Regions from separate parts of the Homo sapiens genome. Here region 1 is linked to region 2. A link is a contact called in ENCODE Hi-C or POLR2A ChIA-PET data. All regions are on one chromosome and are shown on one strand. Each heading gives the region's core, a stretch centred on a gene start or an enhancer-like site at or near the end of the contact. The rest is flanking DNA. Distances are from core to core; before and after follow the strand shown. Region 1 holds the start of LINC02628 (long intergenic non-protein coding RNA 2628). Region 2 has its middle 57 kb from the start of LINC02628.

What was found. Hi-C counts contacts between places; a loop is a spot of excess contacts on that map. ChIA-PET counts read pairs that join two places held with the same protein, here RNA polymerase II (POLR2A).
Region 1: a loop to region 2 is called in a map of ovary, with 15 times the contacts of the local background. The contact joins the promoter of LINC02628 here to the enhancer-like site in region 2. A Hi-C loop is called at or near these places in 1 of 168 maps with a recorded cell type or tissue (ovary). POLR2A ChIA-PET finds 5 or more read pairs at or near these places in 2 of 52 experiments (GM12878 and PC-3).

What each region holds. Positions count from the first base shown.
Region 1 is chr10:33,595,955-33,602,365 of GRCh38, reverse strand. LINC02628 (long intergenic non-protein coding RNA 2628) reads left to right here and starts at 1,336. Exons shown (of 4, transcript NR_187516.1): 1 at 1,336-1,383.
Region 2 is chr10:33,540,883-33,546,902 of GRCh38, reverse strand. No RefSeq gene overlaps it. Among named protein-coding and RNA genes, the nearest start is that of LINC02628, 57 kb to the left of the region's middle. Within about 2 kb of position 3,987, at least 2 of the 41 ENCODE cell types and tissues checked have a DNase peak (open chromatin) inside an H3K27ac peak, as active enhancers do; they include PC-3, where a contact is called at or near this core.

The DNA of each region.
Region 1 (6,411 bases), core at 87-2,586, 58 kb before region 2:
CTCAAGGTATTTTCATATTTCCCTTTTGATTTTTTCTTTGACTAATTAATTAGTTGTTCAAGAGTGTGTTGTTTCTTTTCCACATATTTGTGAATTTTTCAATCTTCATTCTGTTATTGATTTCTACTTTCATACTATTGTGGTTGGAAAGGATACTTGATATGACTTCAATCTTCTTCGATTTGTTAAGACTCATTTTGTGGCCTAACATATGTTCTATTTTGGAGTATATTCTGTGTGCTGTTTAGAAGAATGCGCGCTCTGCTGTTGTTGGATAGAATGTTCTATATATGTCTTTCAGATCCATTTGGTCTAATGCGTTGTTCAAGTCCACTGTTTCCTTATTGATTTTCTTTCTGAATGATCTAGTCATTGTTGAAAGTGTGGTATTAAAGTCCCCAACTATTACCGTGTTGCTGTCTATTTCTCTCTTCAGTTCTGTTAATATTTGTTTTATATATTTAGATGCTCTGAAGTTGGGTACATATGTATTTACAATTCATCATTGTATCCTCTTGATGAACTGGCCCTTTGATCATTATATGATGACTTTATCTCTTTTACAGTTTTTCACTTAAAGTCTAGTTTGCCTGATATATGCATGGCCACCTCTGCTCTCTTTTGGTTACAATTTGCATAGAATGTATTTTTCTATTCCTTTAGCTTTCAGCCTATGTGTATTCTTAAAGCTAAAGTGAATCTTCTGTAGTCAGTATATTGCTGAATTTTGTTTCTTAAATCTCTTCAGTCTTTCTATGTTTTATGATTGGATAATTTAATCTATTTATATTTAAAGTAATTATCAATAGGTAAGGCCTTATCACTGTCATTTTGTTGATTGTTTTCTGCTTGTTTTGTAGTTTGTTCCATTGTTTCTCTGTAGTTCTCCTTTATGATTTAATTTTTTGTTTGTTTGTTTGTTTGTTTGCTACTTTGAGACGGAATCTCACTTTGTCACCAGGCTGGAGTGCGGTGGTGTAATCTCAGTTCACTGCAACCTCTGCCTTCCCGGTTCAAGCGATTCTCCTGCCTCAGCCTCCTGAGTAGCTGGGATTACAGGCTGTTAGAAATGCTTGTTCCCTGGTGCCATAAAGAAATAGGACTTGAACATAAATTTAATTTCCTCAGCAAGGCCATTTGTCTTTCTGCAGAAAGTGTACACTCGCCAGCGGTTTTGCCATGACGAGTACACCAAACAAAGGAGACAGGGTCATTTATAACCTGACACGTCCACCCTACTGCTGTGTCCGATTTCCATTGGCTGGAATGGGACCTCACATTCTGTATTTGTCCCGATTGGCTAGCAACTTAGAATTTTTAAAAAGAGACAAAGGCAGAGGAGAACAAAGGAAGGAGCAAGTAACTTGTGGAATGCTGAGAAAGGTAAAAACACCTTCAAACAATGAGGAAGAACAGGCTGTGACCTAATGCTTTCTTGAACCAGTATAAGCCTGTCAGGGCAAATATTTAGGCTAAATAGTGGGAGCTAAGAACATAAAGTACATTGATTTCTTTATTACGGCTAGCAGATATTGAAGAATGTTAGCACAGATCTTTGAATAAATTTTGCTTCTAGGAGAAGTTACTATTTATTCCTAATTAGATGGGGAGGAAAGTCTCTTTGAAGAGGAACATCTACTTTACTTTTTACACAGGTGCCTGCCACTGTGCCCGGCTAATTATTGTATTTTTAGTAGACATGGGGTTTCACCATCTTGGCCAGGCTGGTCTCAAACTTCCTGACTTCATGATCGACCTGCCTTGGCCTCCCAAAGTGCTGAGATTACAGGCGTGAGTCACAGTGCCTGGCCTGATTTTTTTTTTATAGTGGTATGCTTAGATTCCTTTCTCTTTATCTTTTGTTTTTCTACTAGAGATTTTTGCTTTCTGATTACCATGAGTCTTAAATAACAATCTTGTAAAAGCTTGTTTTAAGCTGATAACCACTTAACTTTGATCACATATAAAAACTACAATTTTACTCCCCCCTTACATTTTATGTCATCGATGTCATAATTTACTCTTTTTATATTGCACATCTATTAAAAGTTATTGTAGTTATATTTATTGTTATACTCATAGAGCTGTGTCTCCTTTGTAGCACTTACCTCGTATACAATTTTATATTCTCTTATGTCATATTTGATTAGACTATGAGTTCCATGTTTCATGAAAGCACAGAATGTGACATTTTTGTTAACTATTAAATTTCCAGCACCAAGCATAGTACTTACTACAGAGTAGTTGCTTAATATATAATTATTGAATCAGTAAATCAATAGTGATTGCATTAGTGTGTAATTGGCTGTTTAATGTCCATTTTATCTCCATAAGGGCAGGAACATCTGTCTTTTTCAACAATGCATTTTTGGGGCATAATGCTAAGTAAATGATCCTCAATATAAATGTGCTGAATGAAAGAATTAATGGATGAATGAATAAAAGTGAATTGTGACTACCTAGGAACTATGGAAAAGATGAAAAGAGAGTTCAGGCAGTTGGCTTAAGGTGAGATGCAGCTTTGGCATTTAACAACCAAAGCCCAGACCATCCCCTGGCAGTGACCCACTCTCTCAGCTTTTACCTGTACTTCAACAGGGCATCCAGTACTTCAGTCTAAAGAAATTCAGTCCATCATTTAGGGCTTCCAAGGAGACCAAGGAAGAGATACATCTGAGAATGGCAGTGATATGGGTTGTCTGTGTCCCCACCCAAATCTCACCCTAAATTGTAATAATCTCTACATGTCAAGGGTGAGGCCAGGTGGAGATCACTGAATCATGGGGTGGTTCCCCCATGCTTTTCTCGTGATAGTGAGTGAGTTCTCACAAGATCTGATGGTCTTATAAGGGGCTGTTCCCCCTTTGCTCAGCACTTCTCCTTCCTGCCGGCTTGTGAAGAAGGTGCCTTACTTTCCCTTCACCTTCTGCTATGATTGTAAGTTTCCTGAGGCCTCCCTAGCCATGCTGAACTGTGAATCAATTAAACATCTTTTTTTTTTTTAATAAATTACCCAGTCTTGGGCAGTTCTTTATACCAGTATAAAAATAGACTAATACAGGTTGGGACCTTTTCATTCTGCCTTCAAGTCATACACTTTCTAGGCAGCCACTTTGTCTACCCAGCCATAGGTTCAGTCTTGACTAGAGAAGGTCTGGTGCGGATCACACTGTAGCTCCTTTCTACACAACATTTGTAACAAGTTCTGTTGTCTGGAAAGGAAAAATAAACAGAGAAACATTGAGGAAGAGTAAAGCAAATATTGATCAAGAGGGAGTTTGGGGGAATGTGAGAAGGGCAACCCCAAATTCATGTCTGGTTACTGTGGGAGAATAAGCTTTAAGATCTCACTGCAAATGGATTTCTGTTTCTATTTTTAAATTTGCTTTTCTTATTATTGCTTTGCTTTATTTTTTAGCAAAAGAGCTCTTTCCTTGTCCTGGTGTAAGAAAGTAAAGGTAGTCCTTTGGGTATAGAGCAGTGTTTCCCAAAGTTTTTGTTTCTGTTGTTTTGTAAACAGACATATGCATTTGGTGTAACTATAATACTCCCCACTTCCTACTATATTCTGGTAGATTCCTTCTACCAGAAGTTTGTGTCTCCCTGGGTAGCTACTTTACATGCTCTATGTGTTGGAATGTTTTTAGGCTTCATATATGGTATTCTTATATTACAAATATTTATTTTCTTCACTTAGCATAGTCCTGCCATCTTCAACTACATAAAGGAAAGCCAAAAGAAAGTTTTCGTGCCTGTGCTCAAGGCACTAGATTACACCGTAAGGAACAACAGGAGCAAGATATAACCTTGAAGGGAAGGTGACATTTCTGTGGACAGTCAGGGCTCCTTAACAAGCCACTCACCACTGCGCCCCATCTAGTGATTCTTCCTCCAAGTGTCTGTATTTTAATATGGTAAGAGGTGACATAGCAGGGCGTGGGGGCTCACACCTGTAATCCCAGCACTTTGGGAGGCCAAGACAGGAGGATTGCTTGAGCCCAGTAGTTCAAGGCTAGCCTGAACAACATGGTGAAACCCTGTCTCTACAAAAAATACAAAAATTAGACAGGCATGGTGGCACATGCCTGTGGTCCCAACTACTAGGGAGGCTGAGATGGAAGGATCATTTGAGCCCAAGAGGTCGAGGATGCAGTGAGCCAAGGTCACACCACTGCACTCCAGCCTGAGAACCAGAGTGAGACCCTATCTGTCTTTAAAAAAAAAAAGTGACATACATTATGAATAGAAGCACATATTTTTCATATGCAAGGTTTTTGCTCTTGTGTTGTTAACCACAGGGGAAAAAAATTGAGGCAGGAATGATACAAAACTAACATATAAGAAGCTCCAGGATTTTTTTTAATAGTTACCATCCTCTTGGGGTCTATACTTCCATTTAAATGAGCGTATCAGATAGTTTTAGTCTCCTGATGGGTTAGAACTCCTTATCGGTCAGCTTTTGTAGAAGAGGAGTAGGAACTTGAAGGAATAACATAGATGATGTTTCCCAAACTGAGGGAAAGACCCGTGGTACAGGTGCTTGATGATTATGGAATGACTGTGTGTGAAATGACACTAGACTACTCAGTGTGCAGCTAGTCATTTCAATTATCTTTCAATCCTTTTAATTAATCAAGGAGAAATTTGCACTTGAGTTCTGAGGTTCCTAACATTGCTGTAATCCTGGCATCCCCTTTAAACAAAGAGAGGTGTATTAGTCAGTTCCCGCACTATTCTAAAGAAATACTTGAAACTGGGTAATTTATAAAGAAAAGAGATTTAATTGGCTCATGGTTCTGCAGGCTGTACAGGAAGCATAGCAGCTTCTGCTTCTGGGGAGGCCCCAGGAAACTTACAATCATGGTGGAAAGTGAAGGGGGAGCAAGCAGTTCACATGGGGGGAGCAGGAGGAGGATAGAGATGGGGGAGGTGCTACACAATCTTAAACAACCAGATCTCATGAGAACTCACTCACTTCCATAAGAACAGCACCAAGGAGATGTTGCTAAACTATTTATGAAAGACCACCCCCATGATCCAATCACCTCCCACCAGGCCTCGCCTCCAACACTGGGGATTACAATTTGACATGAGATTTGGGCGGAGACAAAGATCCAAACCATAAGAAGGGGTGAGTCTTAGGTTTGGGGTCAATTACTGTATTGTTAGTATTCTTTCATTTTTTATATCTATTATTCATGTTACCATGTATTAGTAGCCAGTGGTACTAATTTTCCTGTTAGTCATTTAACCAGAGTAGGATACCCGTTTTGTGCTAGGCTCAGTTCAAGGTACTAGGGATTCAGTGCTTAACAAACACAGCTCTTCCTTTCATGGAATGTATGATAAAGTGATAAAACATTTTCTTTTAAATTACATTTAAGTTTTTAAAAGTAAGCTGTTAATTAAAGCAAAATAATTAAGCAAGTGCTATTACAACAGGTAGTTCACAAATATGACAAAAATAATAAAAGTGGCATTTATATAATTAAAATTGAAGAACTGTAGGTAAGTTATAGAATCAACATTAATTTCTTTCCTTTCTTCTTTAGCTATAAGGACATTTATTCTGTGCCCCCTGATTTTCCAGGCATTGCTTCTGATACCAAAGACAGCCAGAAGAAAGATATATTTGCTATTCTGAAAGCGCTCACAAATAGAGGGGAAAAGGTCAACATTCACCGTCCAGCATGAACACCCCGGAGGCCACTCATTCTTGCTGATGAATGTCCGTGGCAGCTTCCTGGTGGTGGAGACCACAGAGGGGATGTGGGCAGGTGTGGGGGATACGGGGGCAGAGCAGGATGCTCCAGGCATGGGAAGTGGCATGGGGAAGCCACACTAAGGCACACCATCGAGAGCCATGAATGCCATTCCAAGGACATTGAATCTTTTCCTAAAGGTATCAGGACACCACTGTGGGATTGTACAAAGAGGAATAGCATGACCAGTGTGCTCTTAGGAACATGACTCTGGCTGCTTCTTTTTGAAATTTTCATTTTCATAAGACTAAATTGATCAAAGTGTGCTGAAATTGCTGGGAACAAAAACAAGAACAAAATCTCTTTTCCCCACCCTCTCATTACTCTCCAATAGAGTGAAGTTTTCTATCTTCCTTTATCTCCCACTTTTAAATATTTTAAATATTTCCCACTTTTAAAGAGTTTGCCCAGAAACATTTTCCAAAATTAATGAGAATACTGAAAAATCATAGTTGCTTGGGTGCAACTTCAGGTTAGATTAGAGCTATGTTCATCCTTTGTTTGTTTGTTTGTTTGTTTGTTTGTTTGAGGCAAGTTCTTTCTCTGTCACCCAGGCTGGAGTGCAGGGGTGTGATCATAGCTCACTGCAGCCTCAAACTCCTGGGCTCAAATGATCCTCCCACCTCAGCCTCTTGAGTAGCTGAGACTC
Region 2 (6,020 bases), core at 2,738-5,237:
TAGACTATGCCTGCAGGTATAAATTAGACTAACTGAAAGGCCCTACCTTCCTCCAAAATCTCCATGAATGAAATTGATTTAAAATAAATTCAAAAGCTTTAGACAAGAGATCAAAATAGCCATGGAAGACTTTTAAACAACTATGTTCAGATTCTGCCTTTGCTGCAGCAGTAGCAAATAGAGAAAACTCTTCAATATTGACAAATATATTCCACCTTGGCAATGTGGGGTCAGTAGTGCTATTTAGTATAATTGAAATTATTCTTTAGGAGATTTAGCCAAAATCTCCTAAAGCTCTATTCCCGTATCCTACAAGCTCCCCTTCAATCCAACCTGCCTGCAACCAAGCAAATTTTGGAAGCAGTTCAAGTGCTATCCCTCTGCAAAGCCTTCTCTGACTCCTCTAGTCTCCAGGTAAACTCTCTCTTCCCTGAATATAGAGGTCTTTGTATAATCTCCACTGCTGTAGTTAGCATTGATCATTGATAGTCCTATTGAGCAGCCAGAATTCTCAAACCTTGAACTCAACTCTGGGCAACTTCCATTGTACTCTGGTACTTCCCAAGAGATAATACCCAGAGGATGCCAGCTTCACACTGAGATCCTGTTCTTTTCTGGAGAGGTGAGCTTAGGGGAATAAAATGAGTAATCTCAGAATATTCTGCCTGAAGCTAAAGCCAGCATCAGGACTGAATGTCCAACTCCTGGTTCCTGCTGCTGTTTTCTCAGGGTCTACCTTGACTCACCATGGTGCCAAAGAAATTAAAAGAGCTGCACCAAAGGCAGAAGTTTAATGATTTGGCTCCTTCCACAGAATTTTATTCCCTGGACTAAGCAGACCAGAGCTCCGCTTCTCATTTAAATGAGAAAGGGAAATTTCAGATCATTCCTATCCTCACATGTGTTGGTTTTGTATCATCAGTTGGTTTTGTATCTTCAGTTGGGTCTGGAAGGTAAAATGTCTACTGCTTCCTTTTTTCCCTTAAGTTATGAAAACACTGAAGGGTTCATCTTTAGCTCCTCTAAAAGTTTTTATGACATGTAGAATATAAAATAGCAACAAATACATAATAAATTGATAAAACATAAATTCTTGGGAAGTTTTTATAGATTATAGAGACACAACTTACTATATAATCATTAAGGTAAAGTTGTTAGAGGACTAGATTCTAAATGCTGAAGGGTCATAAAATCTTAGTATAAACCATTGTCATTAGAAAACTTTAAAAATGTTATCTCTGGATTACAAAGAGCATTTTTGCCAACCAAGCTTACTATAGATCACATTAACACAAAACTTTAAATTTGCCCATCATTATTATTTACTTTTATATTTTATGGAAGAGTTGATCTTTGTGTCCTAAGGGTCTGGACACACTATTTGCAAAAGACCAAGGTGGCCAAGGCTCACCATACTGGCATTTCAAATTTGGATGTGAACAGATTTACAGATTTGCTGCTGTCAAAGACGCAGGAAATTAAAGACGGATATTGTGGCTTTTGTTCTGCTACTGAGTTCTTTTTTCAATCAATGATATTGAGATATAAATTGTGTACAATATAATGCACACATTTGTATGTGCTCAATAAGTATGTGGCATATATATGTATGTATGTATACACATAAACATATGTACATATGTGTATGTATACATATATTCATATATGTATATGACATATACATATATACACATACGTATATGTCAATATTTCCATGACCAATCAAGTCAATATGTCCATGACCCCCAAAGTAGTTCCATGGTACCCTTTCACAGTCATCACTTCATCATCCCTATAGAACCTCCTGTCTCAGCAAATGCAGGAAATAACTGAACTTTTCCCAGGACAGATGCCAGAATTTTATATAAATGAAATCATGTGCTATTTAATCTTCTGTGTCAGACTAATCAAGAAAAAAACAAATGAAGACATAGATTACCAATGTAAAAATGAAGAGTACATAACTATTGACCCCACAGATATTAAAAAGATAATACAAGGATACTATGAACAACTGGTGTGTTTAGACTTTTCATATTTACTGATTTTTTTTAATGGTTGGGTTAAACTATCTTGAAATGTGATTTCTTTTTGCCCCATTTGTCTTTGTTAATTTTTTCTTCTTTTTCTGCCTTCTCTAGGTTTAATTAAGCATCATAATTTAATTTTATCTCCTCTATTGAATTATTATTTAACTTGTTTAAAATAACTGTTAGTGGTTGTCTTAGGAGTTACAATATACATTTTTAAATAATTTGTGTCTAACTTAAATTATACTGTTTCGTTTGTTGGGTAACGATGTGGTATAAACACACAACATATTTTACTATTTTTGCTATGAAAATTAGCTTTTAGAGCAACTAATAACAAGAAAAAATTATATTTTGCCTCAATTTATTCCATTTCCAATTCTCTTCATTTCCTTGTGTAGATTCAAGGATTCAAGGTTTTGTTGTTGTTGTTGTTTTGAGATGGGTTCTCACTCTGCTGCTCAGACTGGAGTGCAGTGGCCTGATCTTGGCTCACTACAACTTCTGCCTCCCAGGTTCCAGCGCTTCTCCTGCCTCAGCCTCAGAGTAGCTGGGATTACAGGTATGCATCACCACACCTGGCTAATTTTTGTATTTTTAGTAGAGACAGGGTTTCACCATGTTGGCCAGGCTGGAAGATTCAAGTTTCTGACCTATCATATTTCTTCAGCCTGAAGAAGTTCCTTTAACATTTCTTATAAGATAATCTGCTACCAATGCATTCATTCTCTTAGTTTTTGTTAGCTGGAGAAAGTCTTTATATTTTATTAATTTCTCTGGATATAGAATTCTGGGTTGATAGTTTCTTTCAGAACTTTAAAAATAAAATAGTAAGCCGTTATTTTCTGGCTGACTTGTTTCTGATGAGAAGTGCGATATATTCTTATCCTTGTTCCTCTGTAGGTAATGTACCTCTGAGGGAGAGGGTGCCTGCCTTCATGATTTTCTTGTCTTTGATTTTCAGCAGTCTGAATATGATATGCCTGGATGATCTTATTGTGTGTTTGTTTTTATATTTATCCTTCTTGGTGTTCTCTGAGCTTCTTGGATCTATACTTTGGTGTTTGTTATTAGCTTGGAAAATCTTCTGCTATTATTTCTTCAAATGTTTCTTCAGTCTCATTCTCTTTCACTTATTCTTTGGGGATTTCAATTATGTACATTTTAGACAATTAGATATGGTGTAACACTCCTGGATACTGTGTTGTGGGGATTTTCTCCTCTACTCTTCTTTTTTTTGTACTTTAGTTTGCAGAATTTCTATTGATCTCTATCCAGTTCACTGATTCCTTCTGTGGCTGTCAAGTCTACTGTTGAGTCCCTCAAAGACAATCTTCAGCTCTTTTACTGTGTTTTTGTTTTTTAGTATTTTCATATTATTCTTTTTTATAGTTTCCATCTTTCTGTTGAAATTATCTAGCTGAACTTGCATGTTTTCTATCTTCTCCATTAGCATTTTTACCATATTAATCACAGTCATTTTAAATCCTGTGTTTGATAGGTCCATGTATGTGTCATATCTTAGTTGTGATGGTTGTATATGATTGCTTTGTCTCTTCAGACTGTGGGTTTTCTTTGCCTTTTCCTATGTCTCATACATTTTTTTTGGTTGAAAGTTGGGCATGTTGCAAAGGACAAAGATACATGTCTTTCTTGCTGCCAGGCCTTTAGTGGAAGGTTTTGTGTTAATATAGTCAGGAGTTGATCTGGGTTTGAGGTTTGTTGTTGCCATAACATAGTTTTCCCTTATCCAGTTTCACTTTCCATGGTTTTAGTTAACTGTAATCAATTGTGACCCAAAAATGTTAAATGGAAGATTTCAGAAATAATGTATAAGTTTTAAATTGCATGTCATTCTGAGTAGTGTGATGAAATTTTGTGCCATCCTACTCCATCCTGCCCAGGATGTGAATCATTCCTTTGTCCAGTATCTCCATGCTATAAACACCAATCACCATTAGTCACTCAATGGCCAACTCGGTTATCAGATCAACTGTGACTGTCATGGTATCACAGAGCTTGTGTTAAGTAACCCTTATTTTAGTTGATAATAGTCCCAAGTACCACAGTAATGATGCTGGCAATTAGAATATGCCAAAGGGAAATTATAAAGCGTTTCCTTTAAGTGAAAATGTGAAAGTTCTCAACTTAATAAATAATGAAAATTATATGCTGAGGTTGCTAAGATCTATGGTAAGAATGAATCTTCTATCCATGAAATTGTAAAGAAGAAAAACGAAATTTGTACTAGTTTTGCTGTTGCACCTCAAACTGCAAAAGTTACAACCATAGTCCATGATAAAGGCTTATAAAGATGGGAAAGGCACTAAATTTGTGGGTGGAAGACATAAACAGAGACATATTCCCACTGACAGCAATCAGGTTTGGCACAATTTGAGGTTTCAGGCATTCACTGGTGGTCTTGGAACATATCCCCCATGGATAAGGGAGGACTATCGTGATTATTTTCAGTGCACCATAGCCTCAAATTCCTCTAGCAATACCTTGTGTTTAGGATGTGAGCTAATTTGCCAGAGGGTTTTTCTTCCCCCTCAGTGTTTACTCCCTTCTTACCTTAGAGTTCTTCCTTCTGCACTGTTTCCTAGTTTTTCTTCCCCCTCAGTATCTACTCCCTTCTTACCTTAGGGTCTTCCTTCTGTATTGTTTCCTAGAGAGAATCTGTCTTTTGCAGCAATCTCAGCTGTAGGTTACTTTTACTCAACACTTGTTAGCATGGTGGTAGGGAGAGCCGGAAGGGGTGTATTCTCTCACCAAGCCTTAAAATGAGGCAGTCACTGTGGATTTAAGCTTGTACCAGCTGTAGTCCTGGGCTGCCACCCTCAGAGTAGAGTTTAATTTTTTCTCTTCCTTTCCTGCAATTTCAATGGATTTTCGCCAGTGCCCTAAACTGACAATTGTTATCATTTTTTGCCCTGTAGTTTAAGATTTTTGTTCCATAGGGGAGATATGGGAGATGGGTCTGGGAAGTGTTTCGGGAGTAGCTACTATTCCCTCCCCCAAGTCAGCACAATTAGGAAAACTTTCTTAGGAGTCTTCCCTATCTTCTCTTTGAGTGTCTCATCATACCCTTGGAAGACAGGACTGCAAGAGGATGCAAATATTTCTATCTCTGGGACCCGGTGGCTCCACATCCATATGTGACCTGGAGCAGTTCATTACAATTTCTAAGCTGAATCTCCTTTCCAAATTATACAGCATGCAATGGCATCTGCCCTAGGTAAGCAAATGCCTGAGTCCTGTTGCACCTTGTAGGTCCTGGCCTCTCCCCAGATTTTAGGTTCTTTCCCTGCCATGTCAGATCTCTAATGAATTCAAGAAAGGTCACTAATTTTCACTTGATTAAGCTTTCATTTTCTTATTGTAAGGCTGGGAGGCTGGGAATAAGGCTCTTTCTGACCCTTTACATCTCTTAACTGAATGCAGAGGATCCACATATTAATTTTTAATGCTGAACAGAAACTGCATCCCTGGGATTAACTCCATTTGGTCATGACAGTCATTCTATTTATACATTGTTGAATTCACTTTACCAATATTTTAGAAGAGAGGTTTTTAAAATCTATGATCATGAGGAATATTGTTTTATAAATTTCTTTTCTTATAATCTCTTTGTCAGGTTTTTGTGCCAGGGTTATTCTAATCTTTTAAAATTAGTTGGAAGGTGTGCCTTCCTCTTTTACTTTCTGAGTTTGTGTTAAGTTTTGCATTATTCTTTTGTGTGTGTGTGTGTGTGTGTGTGTGTGTGTGTGACAGAGTCTTGCTGTGTCTCCCAGGCTGGAGTGCAGTGGCACGATCTCAACTTACTGCAACCTCTGCCTCTTGGGTTCAAGCAATTCTCCCATCTCAGCCTCCCAAGTAGCTGAGATTACAGGCACACGTCACCATGCCCAGCTAATTTTTTGTATTTTTAGTAAAGACAGGGTTTCACCATGTTGGCCAGGCTGGTCTTGAACTCCTGACCGTGGGTGA